2 separate regions of the Mus musculus genome follow, and region 2 is linked to region 1. A link is a loop called in an ENCODE intact Hi-C map of the cell type or tissue named here. Cell type or tissue: left cerebral cortex. All regions are shown on one strand. Links, peaks and the distances in the headings refer to the core of each region. The heading gives the core; the rest is flanking DNA.

Region 1 (11,180 bases), core at 1,348-9,347:
GTTTGGTGTCTGTGTATAAGATGGATCTCCAGGTGGGGCAGTCTCTAAATGGCCTTTCTCCTTCACTCTCTGCTCCACTCTTTGTCCCTGTATTTCCTTTAGACAGGAACAATTCTGGATTACAATTTTGGAAATGTGTGGGTCTCCCCATCCCTCAACGGGGGTGGGGGGGTGGGGTGGTGGTGGTGGTGGTGGTGGTTAACCTTTGGATATTGTCTCTACAGGTTCTCCCTCCTTTGTGTGGGGTATTTCAGCTAATGTCATCCCGTGGGGTCCTGGGAAGTGCTTGCTTTCCTGGCATCTGGGACTTTCTGGTTGCTACCCCCAGTTCCCCATCCCCCATTGCTGTTCAACTGTGTTCAATTTCCTGACTCTCTGTACATCTCCTCCGTCTCTTCCCATACCTGATCCTACCCCTCTTTTACCCCTCCCCTTCTTCTCTTCCTCCCAAGTCCCTTCCACCCTCTACTTCCCTTGATTGTATAATTCCCCCTTCTAAGTAGGACTGAAGTATCCCCTTTGGTCTTTTTTCCTCTTGAGCTTCATGTGATCTGTGAGTTGTATCTTGGGTATTCCACTCTCTTTGCCCATCAGTGTGTACATACCATGTGTGTTCCTTTTTGACTGAGTTACTTCACTCAAGATATTTTCTAGATCTATCCATTTGCCTGGGAATTTCATGAAGTCATTGATTTTAATAGCTGAGCAGTATGCTATTGTGGAAATGTACCACATTTTCTGTATCAATTCCTTTGTTGAAGGACTTCTGGGTTGTTTCCTGCTTCTGGATATTATAAATAAGGCTGCTCCGAACATAGTGATCATTTCATTAGATGCTGAAAAACCATTTGACAAAATTCAACACCCCTTCATGTTAAAAGTCTTGGAAAAATCAGGCCCATACCTAAACAGTAGCCAACATCAAACTAAATGGAGAGAAACTTGAAGAAATCACACCAAAATCAGGGACTAGACAAGGCTTTCCCTACCTTATTCAGTATAGTACTTGGAGTTCTAGTTAGAACAATTAGACAACAAAAGATCAGCCGTATACAAATTGGAGAAGAAGAAGTCAAAATATCACTATTTGCAGATTATATGATAGTATACTTAAGTGACCCCAAAAATTCCAAGTGGACCAAGGACCTCCATATAAAACCAGATACACTAAATCTAATAGAATAGAAAGTGAGGAAGAGCCTCGAGTACATGGGCACAGGGGAAAATTTCCTGAACAGAACACCAATGGCTTATGCTCTAAGATCAAGAATCAACAAATGGGACCTCATATGCTTTTGTAAGGCAAAGGACACTGTCAATAAGACAAAACAGCAACCAACAGATTGGGAAAGGATGTTCACCAAGCCTACATCCAATAGAGAGCTAATATCCAGTATATACAAAGAACTCAAGAAGTCAGACTCCAGAGAAACAAATAACCCTATTAAAAATGGGGTACAGAGCTAAACAAAGAATCCTCAACTGAGGAACACCGAATGGCTGAGAAGCACCTAAAAAAAAGTCTTCAAAATCCTTAGTCATCAGGGAAATGCAAATCAAAACAACCCTGAGATTCCACCTCACACCAGTTACAATGGCTAAGATCGAATACTCAGGTGACAGCAGATGCTGGCAAGGATGTGGGGAAAGAGGAACACTCCTCCATTGCTGGTGGGATTGCAAGCTTGTACTCTGGAAATGAGTCTGGTGGGTCCTCAGGGAGCACATTTCTTTACCACTGTAGATACTGTCCAGTAACCTCATCCATTTCCCTAGAGTGTCTAAACATAGACCTTTCCTCATATAATTCCTACAGTATAATTATGTGAAAGTAATGTGGTTTTTTTTTTCTTATTAAAATCTGGAGAAAATATTTCTCAGTTGGAACCAAGGAGTCTGAAATACAGAATGAGAAAATTATACCACTGCTCTCTTATTTTTATATTGTATTTCTATACTGTTTATAGTTTCCTTTTCAAATGAGGAAGTTAGTAGACTCCTGCTCATGTTTAGTAGAGGAAGGGTTTCCATGTCCCCCTTTTAAAGTTACATCATCACACAAGTTATCCAAAATGGATTCAGAAGCCCTTGGTGCAATTTTGCTTAGTAAAACTTTTTATTTTAAGCAGACCATAATACAATGCTACTAAATTATTTTTAGTGTGCATTGAAGCATTACATTACTCTTTAAAAATCAGCCCAAAGTGGAATGGCCCAACTAACCCTGACATCATGTATTTGGAATGTGGTGGCTAGCTTACGATGCTTGCATGTAGAATGCCTTACTGCTTGAAGTCTTTAAGAAATGGATACATAACAAGCTTTTTGCCAGGACCAGACCTCTAGTTCATTGCTAGAAGACTGTTGTTTTCCAACTTGAGCTCTATGTACAAGACTTGGTCTTTCTTAATTGACTAAGCAAACTTTGAGAATTTCCTGGTCCTTGTGTGGCACCTCCTCCTCCTCCTCCTCCTCCTCCTCATTTGTAAGTGGAGGTCATTGTATAAAATAGTTAGGGTACTAATGCATTTCACTGTTGCATTGAGGGAGAAAGGAGACCAGAGACCAGAGACATTGGAAAAGTAAAACTGAACATAAGAATAGAACACGTTCATTTTCATCTGTTTTAGAAGGGTTAAGATTTGTTTGAAGAACTAATCTATGACATTTAAACATGCTTGTATCACCTACATTCTATACAGATAAATCACATTGAAATGATAGAAGTAAAATGTATTTTCATTTTTCGTTAAAAATCATTAATGTTTTTGTTTTTCGAGACAGGGTTTCTCTGTGTATCCTTGCCTGTCCTGGAACTCACTTTGTAGACCAGGCTGGCCTCGAACTCATCAATCCGCCTGCCTCTGCCTTCCGAGTGCTGGGATTAAAGGCATGCGCCACCACGCCCAGCCTAATTTTTCTTTTTATTGGACTTTAAGATTCAAATGTCCTCCACAGTGTTACATTTGTAGTGTTAGTCTGATAACATGTACATTAAGACAGTTAGAGAATTTTATTTTAATGTGTATATGTACTTTCCCTGCATGTACATCATGTATGTGCATCATCTGAAGACGTAGTGCCTGAGGAAGCCAGAAGAGGGCATTACATCCCCAGGAATTAGCGCTACAGACAGAGTTGTGAGCTGTCATGTGGGTTTTGGGCACTAGACCTGGGCCTTGTGCAAGAGCAGCGAGTACTCTCAACCCCTGGGTCAGCTTTTCAGCCCCTCTCTCCTTTCCAGGCTCTGTCTATTTTATAGCTCTTCTAATGTCTGGTTTCTCTATGTCTTATAAAGAAAGCCATTCTGTTTGTTCACAGCCTACTTCAAAGAACACTGGTCATTTATTTTCTAGTGTTTTTTAATTATTTACTATGTTCAACTATTTTACTTTATAATTTAATGAGGAAGAATGACAATGACTCAATTATGATCTTATTGAGACCTCTGCCATAGGCCATTTGGTGCTAGAAAATGTATACTGCAGAATGGTCTCTCAGCACAGCGTAGGAGATTGTTGTGCAGGTTCTTAGACACATTCCTTTCCTTTTAATTTGAGATTAAATGTTTTTGACAGATCCCCTGTGAGCAACTTACAGCTTCGCTATGATCAACCGAGCAATAGCAGTTTGGAAACTGTGCCTCCAGTAGCAGCAAGTATTGAACAGCTCTTGGAGAGGCAGTGGAGTGAAGGACAGCAGTTTTTACTAGAGCAGGGGACTCCTGGTGACAGTAAGTATTCATTTTCTTGTGTCTAAAATATGGATACTTGGAAGTGGGCAGTGGTGGCGCACGCCTTTAGTCCCAGCACTCAGGAGGCAGAGGCCGGTGGATCTCTGAGTTCAAGATCAGACTGATCTACAAATCAAGTTCCAGGACAGCTGGTTCTGCACAGAGAAACTGGGCCCCCCAAAATACAAACAAATACATAAATACAGAAAAACTGTTTACCCAAATAATGACATTATGTCAGGCACTATATGTAATTTGAGAAGGTATGTCACATGGTTTGTCAGAGCTAACTTTATATTTTTAACTCCAAATTAGTCTTTATTCATCTTTAAGAATATCTCCGGCAAGTTTTTGTTTAAGTTCTTTAGTGTCTTGTGAACTTGATAGAAAGGCTGTCCCTTTTTCCTAGGGTTGAAGATAAATGACATGAAAATTGAAAAAGCTTGCCTTCTGTGCTTTGTGTTATCTGTCACTGGTTGAAATAAACAGCTGCTGCTGTCCCTCTGTCCTACTAGACTTTGCTCTTGACACCTTGTGAGAACATACAGTCTCTCCTCTCAGCTCAGGATTTAAACAAAGATTCCTGTACCCAGAGATCATCATCATCATCTTCTTTTCCTTCTTCTTCCTCCTCCTCTTTTTTTTTTAAATGTATCTAGACAGCTATAGTTAGGTTTCAGATTTTAGAATTTGAAGGAATAGTAATTAGGCAGACAAGTGATACCTGTTTCTAATTCTGCCACTTAACAGGTAGAAGCAGGTGGCACACATCTTTAATCCCAGCACTTGGGAGGCAGAGGCAGGCTGATCTTTGTGAGTTTGAGGCCAGCCTGGTCTACATAGAGAATCCCAGAAGAGCCAGGGCTACTTATTTAGACCCTGTTCTTGCAAAAGGAATAGTAATTAGTAAATTTTATATTTAATCAGAATGTTAATCATACTTATGAAGTTATACGTTATATCTTGTATGTACATATTTAGTATTAATACCAATGGTGCGGGATGTGGAAAGCAAAAACAAAAACACAGTTGGAGCAGCTGAGGGGGAAGAGTAGGTGGGTTTATCATTTTGGTTTGTAACTTTCAGTGCTTTATTTTTATTTTATTTTAAAAACTAGACTTAAAAAAAATTACTAGTGAGTGAAGTGCCTTGAATTAATGTTTTATGGACAGTGCCCCTACTGAAAACTGTTGAAATGTGAGGAAATGGATGTGAGCATAACCTTTTAAACAGGATAGGTAGAGGACAGGCTAGCTGTCTTATTGTCTCATCTGGGCACCATAAGGGGGATAAAATTTAAGTCTGGTAATGCTAGAGGGTCTTTGGACGGCCCTGAGATCATGTTAAGCAAATACATCTTTTTAATACCTGGAATTTTTCAAATGTCCATCACCATGGCCTAACAGCAATGTTCTTGATTGGCAGTTGAAAGTCCAAGCCTTGGAAGAATTAACACAGTATCTTAGGTGATCAGGCAGGGCCATAAGCTTGTTAACAGATGAGGAGGCCTCTCTTCCTCAAGCAAGAAATAGCAGGGGTGCAGATACAGCGCTCCCTGCTGGGGAGCCTTGGAAGAGACAGGCTGAACAGCTTTCTGCCAGTTGTGTGGCAGCAGGCTTGGTGGTAATGGTGGCTGTGGCTGTGGCTGCGGCGGTGGCTGCTGCTGCTGTTTTGGGTCCTGAAGAGTCTGCCCAGGCCCTTGTGCATGCCAAATGCATGCTTGCTTTTCCATAGACAGCATCTCCCAGCTCCTGCATATTTAAACAGTAACTAAGAAAACGTGTCCTTATTGGAGGTAAAACATATTGGTGTTAATTTTCCTATTGTAACTTTTAGTTTTGTCATTATTTTTTCTTATATAAAATCATGACAAGTACTTTGAAATTTTAACTAAGTTTTATTTTGAGGAAAATAAAATGCCATCATTTTTCTTTGAGGATAGAAACTACTTGAACATGACTGAGGTAGGTTATTGTTTGACACACACACACACCCCCACATACGTGCACTGGCGAGCACTTGCTCGGATCAAAGCTTCCATGTGGTACAGCTGGATATAGTGTTCCTTAACATGATGCTTGTATCAACATTCAGATCTAGGAATAAACCCTAGTCATGTTAGTATTAGCCTACAAAATTCCTACATAGTTAAGTCTGAGGCAATTGATGCTATGACCATAAAATAGTCATGGGAATGGAGATGTCTTTGCTTTAAAAAAAAAAAGTCACAGAAATATTTTCCAGTTCTAGGAATGTTAAAGTCATTACATCAACTTCAAGTTGAAAATCGAAGATTAGAAGAACAGATCAAAAATTTGACTGCCAAGAAAGAACGTCTTCAGTTGTTGAATGCACAGCTTTCAGTGCCTTTCCCAGCCATAACGACAAACCCCAGTCCGTCCCATCAGATGCACACATACACAGCACAGACTGGTGAGTACCACAGCACTGTTTCTAAGGGAAGTGGGATGGACTCTAATGGTTACCAGTTACATGATGAAGATGGTAAGTTAGTTGTGAGGGACAGAGACAGACAGCCCTAGTAATTCCCTTGAATTTGTTTTCACTTCAGAGGATAGTTTAGTGGTAAAATTTATTTAAATGTAAGATTTCATTTTTGAAATAAAGCTACAACATTCAACACAAAGACACCTTCTCCCTCTTCCCCCACCCCCCAGTTAAATAAGTGTTAGGGATAACAGGATTGTGGGCTTCAGCATCTACTTTTAATTAGCCTTTAATACACATACTATAATTAATAGGGCCTGTGTTTGTTCTCTTCCCCTGTTTCTAGCTCCTCCTCCTGATTCCCTGAACAGCAGTAAGAGCCCACATATAGGAAACAGCTTTTTACCTGACAATTCTCTTCCTGTATTAAATCAGGTAAACTTTTTTGAGAGTGGTTAAATGTTCATTTGTGTGTTTTACTTGCAAACATTGCACCTTACATTGAATGATTTAAAATAATGCTAAACAGTCTTGCTGTGCTCTTTGCAACTTCAGTTTCATTCTTATTACACTAGGACTTGACCTCCAGTGGACAAAGCACCAGCAGTTCTTCTGCTCTTTCTACTCCCCCTCCTGCTGGCCAGAGTCCTGCTCAGCAGAGCTCTGGAGTCAGTGGGGTTCAGCAGGTGAATGGCGTGACAGTGGGGGCACTAGCTAGTGGGATGCAGACCGTCACATCCACCATCCCAGCTGTGTCCGCAGTGGGTGGAATAATTGGAGCTCTGCCAGGTAACCAACTGGCAATTAACGGCATTGTGGGAGCTTTAAATGGTGTGATTCAGACTCCAGTCACAATCTCCCAGAACCCTGCCCCTCTCACCCACACCAGTGTACCACCTAATGCAGCGCATCCAATGCCGGCCGCCGCACTGACCAACAGGTAAGAGGCTTGCTTCAGTACGTTGTTGTGGTTGCCGTTGTTATTATTATTTGGTTTTCTTCATGCAACATGTTATTAGTGTTGTCTTTGTTTTGGGTTAGGATTTTTTAATGTATTTTGTAGATGTTCTCTAAAAAAATTAAGTGCTAGCTACTCATGGATTGCTTGTTTTTTAAATTGATGTAATTCAATTAAAAATAGATTTCAGTATCATATTAAATATATTTTGTTGAAAATGTCGGTCCTGATCTGGGATATCAAACTTAAAATGTTACTTTTCCTTATTACATACATGTATACTAAATTTTGAAAAGGCATTTTTGTGGCGGTCACATGATACTGGCTCCTCACATTTGAACAGCACAATTTTGATATTTCTCTATCAGAGATTTTGATGCAGTAAGGAACAGATGAATACTGTTATTACAAACACATACGTTTGTATCTTTTTAAACTAAATTCCTGACTAAGTTTCTGTTACTTGATGGTCGAGTTTACGTATATAAGGAGAAAGAATAATTTGTACATAATGAAGCCCTGTAGTTCAAATGAATTTGTTAACACCCCAATGAAGAAGCTGCCTTTGACATCCCCCTGAGGAGGTTACAGTAGAAAGTAAGGCTGTGATGGTTTTTCAGTGCCTCGGGACTAGGGCTGCTGTCGGACCAGCAGAGACAGATGTTTATCCAGCAGCAGCAGTTCCAGCAGCTGTTAAACTCCCAGCAGCTCACACCCGTAAGTCCTTTGTTTGACAAGGTTTTACTTTTGTCAGTGTCTGGTGTTGTGGCTATCCCGGGCTCCTCCTTTGTGAATGTGGGTCTTAGAAGTTGCTGTTTCTTAGCCATCTCGGAACCATGTGCTGTCTACAATGGCCTAGATTCTCCTGCATCATTCATTAGTCAAGACAGTGCGTATAGGCCAATCTGATTGAAGTATTTTCTCAATTGAGGGTCCCTCTTCAGATAACCTGCTTGTGTGTTAACAAAGCCAAGCAGCACAGCATCCAACTGCTGCTGTTTCTGTTGTGTGTTCTTCACGGACAGCCTCATTTGAAGACACTTCTGTATTTGCCTCTACTGTGTTTTAAAAATGGGCAACTCAGCTGGATGACAGCAGCAGCACACACCTTTCATCCCAGCACTTTGGTTGCAGAAGGCAGATGGATCTTTGAATTCCAGGACAGCCAAGGCTACACAGAGAAACCCTGTCCTGAAAAACAAAAATCAACCAAATCAATTAAAAATGGTCAATTCCCAAGTGGTGCTGGGTTACTACCTATGCAGTTGCTTTCCTGGATGCTGGTCTTTATCCTGTTTGTTTTTAAACAGACTTCACCATAGTCTTGGCTAGCATGACACTATGGAGACCAAACTGTTGAGAGAGAGAGAGAGAGAGAGAGAGAGAGAGAGAGAGAGAGAGAGAGAGATCGATCTGCATCTGCTTGCCAGTCAATCAAATGCTGGGATTCAAGGCCTGTGCCACCACACTCAGCTCTTGTTCTCTTAGCAGTGACTGTGCTTTAAATAACACTGTAGGAGAGAGATGGAGAAGGCAGGCTTTGCTGACTCTGGCTGAAGCTCATCTTTCATCCCACTTTTTCTGAAGGAACAGCATCAGGCCTTCCTATACCAGCTGATGCAGCAGCAGCACCACCCGCCTGAGCTCCAGCAGCTGCAGCTCCCGGGACCCACGCAGATCCCCATCAACAATCTCCTTGCAGGTGCTCAGGCGCCTCCACTCCACACAGCTACCACCAACCCCTTCCTCACCATCCACGGGGACAGCACGAGCCAGAAGGTCACAGTAAGTATGTTTTGTGCTGCATCTTGGAAGCAGGGTGAGCCAAGTTGGATGGTCTTGTCTTTTTCCATGTTATTCCCCCGACCTTTTCTTCTTAGGGCCAGTTGTTTTAGCAGCTGGATATTGCAAACTGAGTGTCTAAGCTAACTTAATTTACGCCTCTCTTAAGTATATCATATAAGGTTATAAGGCCGTTTGTAATACAGCATTTTCTAAAATGTTAGCAAGATATATGAAATTAGCCCATTCAAACAGATTGGTTTTTTTTTTTCTGCTTTTAAAATGGAGTCACATTTTTGATATGGTAAAATACACAAAATTAGGGCAGAATTCCTAACATTATTCCAGATTCCTTGAGAAAATCAGTTGCTGTGCTGCAGAGATGTCCACACCAACAGCATCCAAAGCCCCGCTGCTCTCAGCACCTGTCACTCCAGCTCCAGGATGCCCGGCTCACTTTGTTTTTCTGTAGGCACCTGCACACATACACACAATAGAAATGTTCCCAAAACTTAATTACAGTCACAATTTTAATAAAATGTAAAATTTAAATTTTTTGACCTTATAATTTGTAAGTCATAGTATCTCATCCTTGAGGGGCAAAGGTCAACACGTGAGCAACCTGCACAGGGGCTCCTGTTTTAGGAAGTCCTGCAGTGCAGACAAGGAGACCTGGTGCCAGGAGGGGAAAGAATCCAAGGGCCAGAGGGACGCCTGCAAATCTGAGTACTGGTATTACCATATTCATTGCTTTGAGATTTTTCTCTCGTTTTAACCTTCAGAAACATTAGTTTTCATTTAGTAATGAACACTGGTTCCGAATGTGGGCTAACTGCCGAGTGCTTTCTGTTTGTCCTCTCCTGTGTGCCTGCTTCCTAAGTGTGGGAGCTGTTACCGTGCATCTTGCCCGCTTTCCCTACGAAGGAGTCTATGCTTATATAGACATTTGACACACTTTATTGTGCTTTCTGCTCATGGATATTTTCCACATTAAAAATAGATTAATTTTTAGTGGAAGATCCACAATAAAGAATGAGAGTAACCAGCTTCTTGGGGGGGGGGGGGCAACAGCACATAAGCTCAGCTGCTCGGTGGCTAAAGCTGGAGGGTCATGAGTTTGTGGACAGATATATATATATGCCCCATATCTATCCGCCCCTCCCTTCCCCGCCTCCCCCCTCTCCTTCTCAGGCCCCCCTCCCCAAGACAAGGACTCTGTATAGTCCTGGCTGTACAGGAACTCAGTATGTAGACAAGGCTGGCCTTGAGCTCATAGGACCTGTTTATCTCTGATCCGTTCTTTTGGGATTAAAAACAGGCACTTACCACACCTTGCTGAGACCTAATCTCAAGACAAACATCAAAACCAACTGTAAGCTGGTTGGGAGGGAAGTTAAGGAGTCCCTGCCAGGTACAATGTCATATGTGATTTCAGTTCTTGTAGGTGGGAACCCACTTACAATAGGCAAGAGCTAAGAGAGGTCAAGAACATATACGACTATGGGGTCAACTATGGCTTTTTCCTAGTTCATTAAAACTCAGTATTTGCCCTCCTTTGCTCCTCCTATGGAAAGGTGGATCAGGAAAGGTGATGCTACATCCTTAGAATTGTGTCCAAGGATGGGCTCGCCACCTTGGTGCCTTTCCATGTGCGCAGTGTGGTGATATAAATAAATCCATGGTCACTCTGGGGAAGACTAGCTGACTTGAGGAGAAATCACTTGTACCACATTGAACCAGCGACAGTCTCAGAGGGTACTGTCTCATCTTGGCCAACATTGGTTGAACTAATTAATGCTTCTTATTTCTGTTTTGAACTGCAGAGACTTAGTGATAAAACTGGGCCTGTAGCTCAAGAGAAAAGTTGACACTTGAAAATGGCCAGAACTCGCCTTTCCTGCTGTTCTGTGCTTCACTGGCTGCTGCAGTGTCTGCCACAGCTATGAAGAATGGAGGCGGGAACACACAGGGGAGGATGCCACACACTCCCTTGTAAGGCTCTGATTTTCTTGTTGCTTTGTTGCACTGAAATGGAATTCCTATATACCCATCCCCTACCAAAGTGTTTGAACTTCGGAAGAAAAATTAATAACTTTTTGTCAATGAAATAATTCATATGCAATGAGTTTATCAATCCAAGAAAAATGTAATGTGCTTGCTGCACAGCTAGTTTTGTTATAAATTGGAAACATAAAACTAAAGACTATTCTATTTGGAAACCACTTGGTTATATCATAAAAGTTGGAATATAACTATCT
Region 2 (11,180 bases), core at 2,048-10,047, 110 kb before region 1:
TCTTGTTAGGGATGGTTGTGAGCCACCATGTGGTTGCTGGGATTTGAACTCTGGGCCTTCAGAAGAGCAGTCGGGTGCTCTTACCCACTGAGCCATCTCACCAGCCCGATTTTTTTTAATATTATTAAAAAGTTCATTCATTCATACATTTATTTGGTAGTGCCTAGGGATTGAATCCCAAGGTCTCAGGGAAGTGTTTAGCCAATGAGTTAAATCCTTGTTTGAAGATAACCCCAAAGGTTTCTCTGTGTAGCTCTGGCTGTTCTGGGATTCACTCTGTGGCCTGAGGATTTGCCTGCCTCTGCCTCATGAGTGCTGGGATTAAAGCCTAACCCCTGATCCAATCTTCATTATCATCATAATCATTATTTCTATTATTAGCTATTTTTTGAGACAGAGTCTTATTTTGAAGTCTTCATTGTTTAGAACTCCTTCAGTTGACTTCATTAGGTTAACCCTGAATTTGTGGCAGTATTCTTGACTGCCATCTGAGTGATGATAACAGGTGTGTGTTGCAATGCCTGCCTGGTTTAATATTTGTTTGAACCTTTTTGGCTTTCAAGATACGGTTTCTTTGTGAAGTCTTTACAATCCTGAAACTTGTTCTTTATATCAGAATAGTCTTGAACTTAGAGCTTTGCTGGCCTCTGCTTCACCAGTGCTGGGATTATAGCTGTGCACCACCACTGATAGAGGTCAGTGGAGGCTTGCTGCTTACTGGCTTGTTCCTCATGGTTGCTTTCTGATAGAGCTCAGGAACACCGGCCCAGGGTGGTACTAACCATGGTGGTCCTCACCTTCCTCTCTCAATTACTAATTAAGAAAATGTTCTTTGTGTATGGCGAGCTCAATATGAAAAGCCTGTACATTCTAGGCATATGCCCTAACACTGAGCAGCTGTCCATCTCCAGCCCTCACTTTCTGAGCCTCCAAGGTGCTAGGATGTCTGCCTCCAGCGATCTGGGATTACAGTATGCCCCAGCATGCCTAGTCAAGATAAAGCTCGTCAAATACATTTTCCATTCAACTATGGTGTAAGTGTAGTGAGAAGTTGGGAATTTTGGTTTCTTTAAAATATACAGAAATCTTAGATGAAAGTGGTTTTGTTTTAATCCCAGGTGTGGGGTGTGGGGCGCATTGCACCGACCACAGCCTACTACTCTAGCAGAGGCATGTTTTTGCCAGCATCAGACAGTTGTGACAGCAATTGTGTGACTTGTATATGTGTGTGTGTTGTTTACAGAGGTTGGTTATGATATGTTAGTAGCCATGGTCAAAGAAGAAATGGAAAGAAATTAGACTCAGGGATTTTTCTAATTCCTTTCTCCCCTTTCTTCTTGTTTCTCTCCTGTCTAGTGTAAGGGGGTGAAATTGGAGAAGGGAGCAATAAAGGTTGGGAAAAAGAAGAACCCACAAAGTAGCAAAGACCAGTGACATATAAGTGCCTTGAAAGTAGTGTATATTTTGATTATGATTTATAAAGTTTTTAAAATCATGTTCTATATTCCTGTCATTTTGTTTTTGTCTTTTGTTTTTGTTTGTTTGTTTGTTTGTTTGTTTCTCTTTTTAAAGACAGGTTTCTCTGGTAGCCCGGCTGTTCTGGAACTCTGGGAACTTGTTCTTGAACTTGTTCTTGAACTCAAACAATCCTGCCCCTGCTTCCTGAGTCCTGACATGAAAGGCCTGTGCCGCTACTGCCTGGTTTTACCTTTTCTGATTCTGGAAGTTGATGTTTATTAGGGTACATTTCTGTGTATATTTATAATATTTTTCTTAAGATTTATTTTTAGTTTTTACTATGTGGATGTATGGGTGTTGGCCATGTGCATGCAGGTATTTGGAGACTAGAGGACACTGGATGCTCTGGAGCTAGAGTTACGGGTGCTGCGCTATACTCTGCTGTTCTGATGCTGTTCCAGGCGCTCTGGAAGATAAAGTGATCTCTCCGTGCAGTCCTGGCGGGGCTGGAACCTTCTATAGAAACCACACTGGCCTCAAACTTGGAGTGGCTGTCCTGATTCTGCCTGCCTGGTGCTAGCATTATAGATGGGAGCTCACATGCCTCTGGGGTATACCTGAGGTGATTTGTTTTTCCAGACAGGGTCTCCATATGTCCACATGTGATTTATGGTTATAACTTTAATCAGCTTTTCAGTATTACTTCCTTTGTGGCTCTAATTATACATTTGGCCTTTTGACATCATTGTAAAGCTAACTGAAATTTACTTTTTTAAAGTTCATTCTACTTTGTTTTACTTTGTTCCATGAGGATAGGGGAGATGGGTCAGCAGCTAAGTGCTTGTTATGTAAGCATAAGGGTCTGAGTTTTGGATTCACAGAACTCAGGAGAAAGCCAGGAATGCTGATCCCAGCACTGAACGGAACCATTAGGTTTTCTAGTCAGATAGTCTAACTACTTGGTGAGCTCAAGATACAGCAAGAGACCCTAGCTAGAAAAATAAGATGGGGGGCGGGCCATAGAAGAAAACATCTGATGCCAGTCTCTGGCTTTCATGCTGACATGGATGGGATGCTCAGTTCTCCACCCCTACTTGCAAACACATGCATACACCACACTACATATAATAAACAAACGTTACTACTAGGCTTTAGATGCTGTGAATCAGTTTTTTCTGTTAAGCCTTGTAATATTCATGTTTATAATTTCAAATTTTTGTTTATTTTTTAAGTATGTGTATTTTATGTATGTATGTATGTATGTATGTATGTATGTATGTATGTATGTGTACTGTTGCTCTCTTCAGACATACCAGAAGAGAGCATCAGTTCCTGTTACAGGTGGTTGTAAACCACCGTGTGGTTGTTGGGAATTGAACTCAGGACCTTTGGAAGAGCAGTTGGTGTTCTTAACTGCCTGAACCATCTTTCTAGCCCCTTGTTTACTTACTTTAAAACAAGGTCTCAAGTAGTCTAGGCTGGCCTTGAATTCCAGATATTCCTGTCCCTTCATCTCAAGTGCATATAGGCATCGTCTTAGAGTTTTACTGCTGTGAACAGACATCCTGACCAAGACAACTCTTATAAGGACAACATTTAATAGGGGCTAGCTTACAGGTTCGGACGTTCGGTCCATTCTCATGGGAGCATGGCAGCATCCAAGCAGGCATGGTGCAGGAATTGCTGAGAGGTTGCTAGTAGAAGACTGACTTCCAGGTAGTTAGGATAGGATCTTAAAGCCCACACCTATAGAGACACTGCAACAAAGCCATGCCTCTAAATAGTGCCACTCTCTGGACCAAGTGTATTCAAACCATGACAGCCATATAGCACTGTGGTTGAAAATTTTAAAACTTTAATTACTTGTTTGCTTCCTCTTGTTTTCTGCTTATATAAAATTTAGTTATTATAACTGTTTTAATGAGCTTATCTAATAGTTACCTGCATTTTAATACTGGTTTGATTAATTTTTATTTCATTACAGGTAGAATTTCCTGCCTTTGTATTATTAGTCTTAAAAAAATTTCCCTGGAGGGAGGGGTGGTGGTGGTGGTGGTGGTGGTGGTGGTGGGTGTATGTGTGTGTCTGGCGCTCTGTACATGGGGATGTACACGCCACAGTGAGTATTTGGAGGAAAGAGGACAACTGTTTAACTTTTGGGTCAACTCTGTCCTTCCACATGGGTCCCGAGTATTCAACTCAGGTTATTAGTATTGCCTACGAGCCATCTTTCCAGCCTACTGGTGTTTGTTTTCTTACCCTCGGATGGGATGCTCTGGCTTTTGGGAGTATGTATCAGTCACTTTGTGTTACGTTGCACCTTGTTCCCTCTGATTCTTCTGGCCTTGGGCAGCCCTCATATGTAAGTGCTGATTTGGTGTTCAACTAAAAGTTCTGGAATGAGCCTTTGTAGATTTCTTCATTTCTCTCTCTCTCTCCAGCTCTCTACTCAGTGCTGGTCTCCCTTGTGAGCTCTAGCCACCTTGGCTTCCTTGGACTCCCAGCTCCATTTCCTCAACTTGGGGAGACCACAGGCCCTGTCTGGGTTCCTCCTCCTTGTTCCTCGGCCTGAAAACTCTCCCAAGGCAGTAAGCTGGGCACTTTTGTGGCTGTGTCATGTTTCTTGTCTCTCAGGTATCATTGTGTTGTTTCTTGTCTAGTACCTTCAGTACTGTTGTTTTATTCATTTTGTTAGGTTTTTATTATTTCACATAAGAAAGCCGAATGAAGCGCCTTTTATTCACTGCATCTTGATTGGAAGTCATGTCATTGTGATACTTTGGGTGTCATCGTGAGCAGTTGAGCATTTTGAGCATGTTGTGGTTTGTGTGTTGACCTCAGTTCTAAGTCCACTCAGAGCTTTAGCTTCTTTAATTTCTCTATCTAGTTTAATTTGTATAAGGTTTTTATGTGTTGGAGATAGTGGTCTTTGTTAGAGAAATGTTTTAATACTTTCTCAAATCTGTGTAGTTTCACCAATTTATTTTCATAATTGTACCCTTAAGCAGAAATATTTAAATCCGATGAAGTCTAATTTGTCAGTGTTTTCTTTTATAGTTGTTGCTTACTGTGAGCTAAGACACTTTGCCTAACCCTGAAGTCATGAAGGTAATTTCCTTTAAATTTTTTATTTTTGCTAATTTATATTTAGGTCTGTGATACATTTCACATTATATTTTTTGTAGGTTTCAATTTTTGTGGATGGCTATGCAGTTACTTTGAATGAAACCTTTCTTCACTGCATTGCTTTTTGTACATCATGTTGTATAATTGGGGCCCTCTTTCAGAACTTCACCTTCAATTGGTCTGTTCACCTAGCCTTAGTTTTATCATGCTGTTCCAAATTTTGTAACTTTAGTAAATTTTAAAGTTAAAATTTCAAGTCTTTTAATCTTTTTCTCTTCAAGAGTGTATATAGTCTAAATTCACATTCTGTATACATACTAGGTTTTCTATTTCCTCCAAAAGGTCAATGAGATGATATTTGCTTTGGTCTGTAGATCAGTGTTAGAATTGACATATTAACAGTTTGAATCCTTGTATTTGTGTGTGTGTATGTGTGTGTGTATGTGTGTGTGTATGTATGTATGTATGTATGTATGTATGTATGTGTGTGTATGGTGGTCAGAGGACAATTTGTGGGAGTCTGTTTTGTTTCTCTTCACTCTGGAGGTCTTGGGGATCAAGCTCAGGCCTTTAGTTTTGTCAGCAAGCACCTTTACCTGCTGAGTCTTTTTACCAGCCTTGGCCCTATTTTAAAAAATATTTTTATGATCACATTGTAGCTGTCTTCAGACACACCAGTAGAGGGCATCAGATCTAATTACAGATAGTTGTGAGTCACCATGTGGTTGCTAGGAATTGAACTCAGGACCTCTGAAAGAGCTTTTAACTGCTTGAGCCATCTCTCTAGCTCCCTCCTCCCCTTTTATTTTTATTTTTTAAATAACTCATGCTGGCCTTGAACTTATATTCCTTCAGTACTAGGATTATTGGCTACAGTTTTTGCGGTTCTTGACTGTTGAGATATATATACATACTGATGTGTATATATACCGTTATGCTTGGCTAAAAGTGGAATTTTAATTTTTCTTAGAATTGAATTTTTTTTTTGAGAGATAATCTTTCTTTTTATCCCTTGCAGGACTGCAACTCATTATGTAGAACAGGTTAGCCTCAAACTTGAAGGCCTCTGTCTCCAGAGTCCAAAGATTAAAGGCACATGACACCAAGCCCAGCATGCTGTTGGCTTTTTATTAATGTCATTTTCAAATATAGATTTTATTATTTGAAATGTGTCAACAGATCAGGACCTACTGCCAATTAGAAGTGTTTTGCAATTCACTAGTCACTAGAAGGGAGAGGTAGGCCATGTCACAAAATGTTCTCTTTAGTGGTGCTGGCTGGGGTTGGCCATGTGGCAGAGGGATAAAAGGGGAACGTAAAGGAATGATGGGAGAAATGGGAGAATAAAGGTGAACAATTTAGGGTTGCTTTGTTGTACTTCCTTTTAGGGCTCTTTAGTTGGTCTATACTTGTTTCTGGGATGCCTCAGGTAGGGGAATACAACGTAAAGTTAGTAAAGTTAACGTAGGCTAAGAAAGTTAAGGCTATGGGGCTCTTGGTTTGCACATGAAAATTGTTTGTTGTCTCTTAAGAATTAGCTAGCTCTGGGAAAGAAAGTATTTTCAGAGTCAGAGGATTAAAAATGCAGGTTCTGGTGCAGAGCATATGCCTTGGATTTGACCTCTAGGGAGGACTGAAAACAAAAGCAAACCCAGCATGAAAACATAGCTAGGTGTAGTAGTTTCTATTTTGAAAGTCAGCACTTGGGAGGCTAGGCCTCTGAGGCATGCAGTGAGTGAGTAGTATACTTGAGAGTCTGCATCTCCAATGGCTGTTGAGTTTTGTTAAATACTGTTTTGGTATTGAGATGCTATATTTAAAATATTTGGTAAATTTCAAGGTTTTTTTTTTAATGTTATATTAATCTTGTATTTATGGGGTACATGTTTGTAATGTATTAATCTCTATTGTTGGATTCAGATTATTAATGTCAAATCTTTTTGAATTTAGGTACAACAGGAATTTTATAATTTTTTTGTAGTTATTGATATTATTGTTTTTTGTTTTATTAAAGTTTGAATTTTGTCCTTTTGGGACAGAGTGTCATTTAGCTCATGCTGACCTGGAAGTACTTTTTTTTTTTTCTTTTTTTTTCTTAAGATTTGCTTTAATTGCCGGGCATAGTGGCACATGCTTTTAATCCCAGCACTTGGAAGGCAGGTGGATTTCTGAGTTCGGGGCCAGCCTGGTCTACAAAGTGAGTTCCAGCACAGCCAGGGCTACACAGAGAAACCCTGTCTGGTGGGGGGTAGGGGGGCGGAAAGATTTGCTTTAATTTATGCGTATGTGTGTTTTATTTGCCTCTATGTCTGTGCACCACTTGCGTGCAGAGGTTCAGATGGTTGTTAGTCACCAAGTCCAGGGAACCTAACTCTGGTCCTCTGGAAGAAGCGCTGTGTGCTCTTCTTAACTGCTGGGCCGACTCTTCAAGCCTTTCCCTCTTTCCCTCTCAGTTTACAGGGGTTGATCACCACCAGAATTACTAATTATTTTGTCGCTTTTTACTTTTATTTTTAGGTTAGGAGGGCAGAGACAGACTTGGGAGGGGAACTGAGATTAATTAAGATGATTTGTTTAAGCATGGGCATGGAATTGTTTACCAGATGTCTCCCATCTCTTGCTGGTATTTTGATAATAAAGTTAGCTTTAAAGAACTCTATAGATTTTGTTTCATTTTAAGAAGTTATGTTTTTTAAGCATAAGGTGTTACATTTTTAACTTCTGGTTTCTCTGGTAATAATTTTTTTTATTTCCAATATTGATAAGTTATGTCTCCCATATGTCCTTGTACTATTATTGTTGTCTCAAACAAGATTTTACTATGAAGGCCAAGCTGGCCTTGAACTTGTGATTTTCCATATCTTTCCCAAGTGGTGGAATTACAGTTTTGTATATCATGTTCATTTTATCTCTTAAAAATCCAGGCTTACAATTTTTAGCTCCATTATTAACAAATGATCAACTTGGTTTTTAATCTTCTCCAATTCTTTTCTCTTTCCCCCACTTTGTTACTTTTCTTTTAGTGTCCCCCACCCCAACTTAAAAAAGATCTTTTTTTTTTGTCTCTCTGCTTATTTTTGTGTGTGTGGAGGTCAGAGAACAACGTATGGGGAGTTGGTTCTCCACCATGTGGGTTCTGAAAGTGAAACTTGAGTAGGCTTGGGGCCAAGCACCTCTCCTCTTGTTAGTCCTAGGCTGTTCTTTCAGTCTTCTGTTCTTTAGGCTGGACCTTACATCATTAACTTTATATTGCTTTTCCAATGTGGTAACAGAACGTATTCAGTGGTTTAAATTATTTTCATTTACTGTGTCTTGAGCAGGAGGTGATGGTATATATCTGTATGTAATGCTAACATTCTGAATGAAGAGACAGGAAAATTACTCTCAGCTTCCAGCCCAGATAGCCCCTTCTAGGCTAACCAGAGCTACATCACGAGACCCTACCTCAAATCAATTTTGTTTTAAAATTATATCTTAAATGGACTTATTTAAGGTCTTTAGTGAATGTGTCATGTATACTTAAGAAGTACATGTATTATACAGTGGCTGGGATTATCTGTCTCTTCGTTGTATGTGTGTTCATGTACATATGGAAACCAGAGATCCACATTCTCTGTGTCTGCCTCCTTGTTTTTGGATATGGAGTGTCTTGCTAATCCTTTTTTGCCAGCCTACTTGGTTGGCTAGTACAGCTCCAGGGATCTCAACCTTGTCAGTGTGGGAATTACAGGTGTGAGCCATTGTTTACATGTAGTTTAGACTTAGAAGTAATTTAAATATATTTTAGGATTACTTTTCTTTTTAGAGTTACTTTAATAATATACAATTAATGTACTATACAGTTCAAACATTTGAAGTGTGTAAATTTTTAGTTTTACAAAAAATTTCTTTTGTATTATGTGTGTGCATGAGCTGGCAAGGCTTGATGTCAGGCATCTTAAGCACACTTCCTCTTCCTCTCGCTGCCCCTCTCCCTGTCCCTGTCTCTCTGAGAAGGTCTCACTATGTAGCTCTGTCTGTTCTGGAACTCAGTATGTAGACCAAGCTTGGAATGGAGAGATCTGGCTGCCGCTGCCTCCTGCGTGTCGGGACTAAAGGTGTGCTGCACACCCATCATGTTTCACAGGGATACTGGGGATCTGAACTCAGATCCTTCCACTTGCAATGCAACCATTTTACTGACGAATCTTCTAGACTCTTTGTTTTGTTTTTGCTTTTTTCTTTTTCAAAACAGGGTTTCTCTGTGTAGCCCTGGATGTCCTGGAACTCACTTTGTAGACCAGGCTGGCCTCGAACTCAGAAATCCGCCTGCCTCTGCCTCCCGAGTGCTGGGATTAAAGGCGTGCGCCACCACACCAGGCTGGGAGTCAGTTCTCTTAGCAACGTGGGGCTAATGGTTGGCTTGATTTTTTTTCAGGTTGTGAAGTTTGGTGACAGGTACCTTTACTCATGAGCTGTCTTGAATGGCTCACTTTGTTTATTGTTGTCATCACCGTCATTATTACTTACTATTTGTGTGTTGGACACATATGGTGGGGATGCCACAGCAAGCATGTAGAAGCCAGAGGACAATTTATGGAGTTCTATCTTTTCATATTTACATGGTTTCCAGAGATAGGATCTCAGCTCACCAGCCTTGCTGAACCATCTTGCCAGTCTTTCCCTTTTACTTTTACAAAGTATGTTTGCTGCTGTTGAATTCTGCTTACTATTTTAATGTTAACTATTTGTTTGTGAGATAAAAATTGAATAATCCATTTCACCCAGACCTGCAGTTACCTAGTGTTTGAGAATCTTCACCTCACAGATCCTGCCATAGCTGTGCTAGAGTCTTCTGGATGCTTAACCATCACAATTGGTTATTTGCAGATATAGAGTACATATATAAATATATAATTTTGTATTGACAGTGAGTGCTTTATTTTATCACATTTATTATTTGGGTTTTGGTCAGGTCTGTGTCTGTATCTGTCTCTGCTCCCCCAACCCCCTCTTTCTGTTTTACTGTTTTTTTTTTTTTTTTTTTTTTGGTTTTTCGAGACAGGGTTTCTCTGTGTAGCCCTGGCTGTCCTGGAACTCACTTTGTAGACCAGGCTGGCCTCAAACTCAGAAATCCGCCTGCCTCTGCCTCCCCAGTGCTGGGATTAAAGGCGTGCGCCACTACGCCCGGCTTGTTTTACTGTTTTTGAGAGAGGGTTTTCTTGCGTAGCCCTTGCTGCCCTGGAGTGTGCTTTGTAGAGTAGACTGGTCTTGAATTTTGTGCAGTCCTCTTGTTTTTCTTTATAGTGTGGAAAGTACAGGTATGTACCACTGTGTCCTCGAGCCTCCTTTCTGTTTGGTTTTGAGTTCTCTGAACATTTCTTTTTCTGCATAGTGTAGTTGTCTCTCTCCCTTCCTTCCATCTCTTCTAGTTATTCTGCAGTGCTGGTTTTTACAGTGCTAAACAATTAACTCAGAACCTTCCACATGTTAGGGAGCTCTCCACAATCCAATTATATCATGTCTAGCTTTGTTTTATTTTTGAGACAGGATCTCCATATAGTACAGGCTAGCCTGAACTTGCAACAGTCCTCCTGATTTTGTGTCCTCTGTGCTACTGGACCAGGCTTGATTTGTAATGGTTTTTGCTTTTTTCTTCAACCTTGTAAATGCCTCTAAGCTACATCTCTACATCTTTAGTTCTATTCTGTTAATAACTTTTCCTTTGTTGATATTTCCCATTTTATTTATTCCAGGTACATATTCTATTTCATGTGTATTTTATTTATTTAATTTGTTTAGTTTCACTGTGTATCTCTGGCTATCCTGGAACTCAACATGTAGACCAGGTTGGTCTCAAATCTGCTACCTCCAAAGTCTGGGTAAATTTGGAGTTGACTTTGATTTCCTTTTGTTTTGACAATGATTAGCCTTTTTGTCTAGTTCTTTACAGGTCAAGTAATGTAGATCATCTCACAAACTCTTTTATTTGTTGAAAAGGACGTGTTCTATTGTATTCCTCTGAAGGAGCAAATTTTTGGGGAGGTGGGAATGTAGTTTAGTAGTCATTATCTAGTCATTACCTCAGAAGCCAAGCCTGATGAGTGTATGGAACACGCTTATCATGCTAGCACTAGAAAGTAGACAGGAGGACCAGACTTTCAAGATATGCCAAATAGGCATTTGCACAAGACCCTGTCTCAAAAAATAAAAACATTCTCTGTGTATAGAAGTTGAGGCACATGCATGCCAACGGTGAATGTTAGTTCCGTGGGTCCTCAGTATTCAGCTTGACATCCACTTTACCCACTGAGATGTCTCCTAGCCCTGAAATGGACATTTTTTAAAAAAAATCAGAGTTGGTTGATTCTTTGGATTCAAACCATCTTGTATGTATTCTGAATACTTCTTTTAAACTTCTCAGCTTGAGCTGGGCCAGTGGATTGCGTTGTATATGTATGATAGAAGGTTAACAAAAGATTTGGGTTGATTATTTAAAAGTAGGGTTCTTCCTCCTCAGTTTACCCCATTTGGGATTCAGATCTTATGTTACAGATACGGAAGATCTTCTGAACCCTCAGTTGTGGTTCTTTGGTATTATGACTACAGGAGTCTCT

The links. A loop is a pair of places that touch in the nucleus more often than their neighbours do. Peaks named below come from ENCODE experiments on the same cell type or tissue, not always from the same donor. Only the 100,000 strongest peaks of a DNase experiment are listed, where the experiment ranks them.
Region 2: a loop joins it to region 1, with 2.0 times the contacts of the local background. A loop is called at or near these places in 2 of 42 quality-filtered maps.

What each region holds. Positions count from the first base shown.
Region 1 is chr2:18,200,023-18,211,202 of GRCm38, forward strand. It overlaps Mllt10 (myeloid/lymphoid or mixed-lineage leukemia; translocated to, 10), which reads left to right. Exons shown (of 23, transcript NM_001252560.1): 17 at 3,579-3,733; 18 at 5,979-6,167; 19 at 6,529-6,617; 20 at 6,758-7,122; 21 at 7,761-7,857; 22 at 8,728-8,925; 23 at 10,746-11,180. The coding sequence ends at 10,790. It also overlaps a transcript of Dnajc1 not described here. Among named protein-coding and RNA genes, the nearest start is that of Gm39761, 9.0 kb to the left of the region's middle. In left cerebral cortex, for the core only: CTCF peaks have their summits at 3,090 (motif pointing right), 5,302 (motif pointing left) and 6,856; DNase peaks (open chromatin) are centred at 5,294, 6,969, 8,143 and 8,734; H3K27ac peaks cover 3,070 bases.
Region 2 is chr2:18,088,269-18,099,448 of GRCm38, forward strand. All of the region lies in intron 3 of Mllt10 (myeloid/lymphoid or mixed-lineage leukemia; translocated to, 10), which reads left to right. Among named protein-coding and RNA genes, the nearest start is that of Mllt10, 29 kb to the left of the region's middle. In left cerebral cortex, for the core only: a CTCF peak has its summit at 5,269 (motif pointing right); no DNase peak of the experiment used is centred there.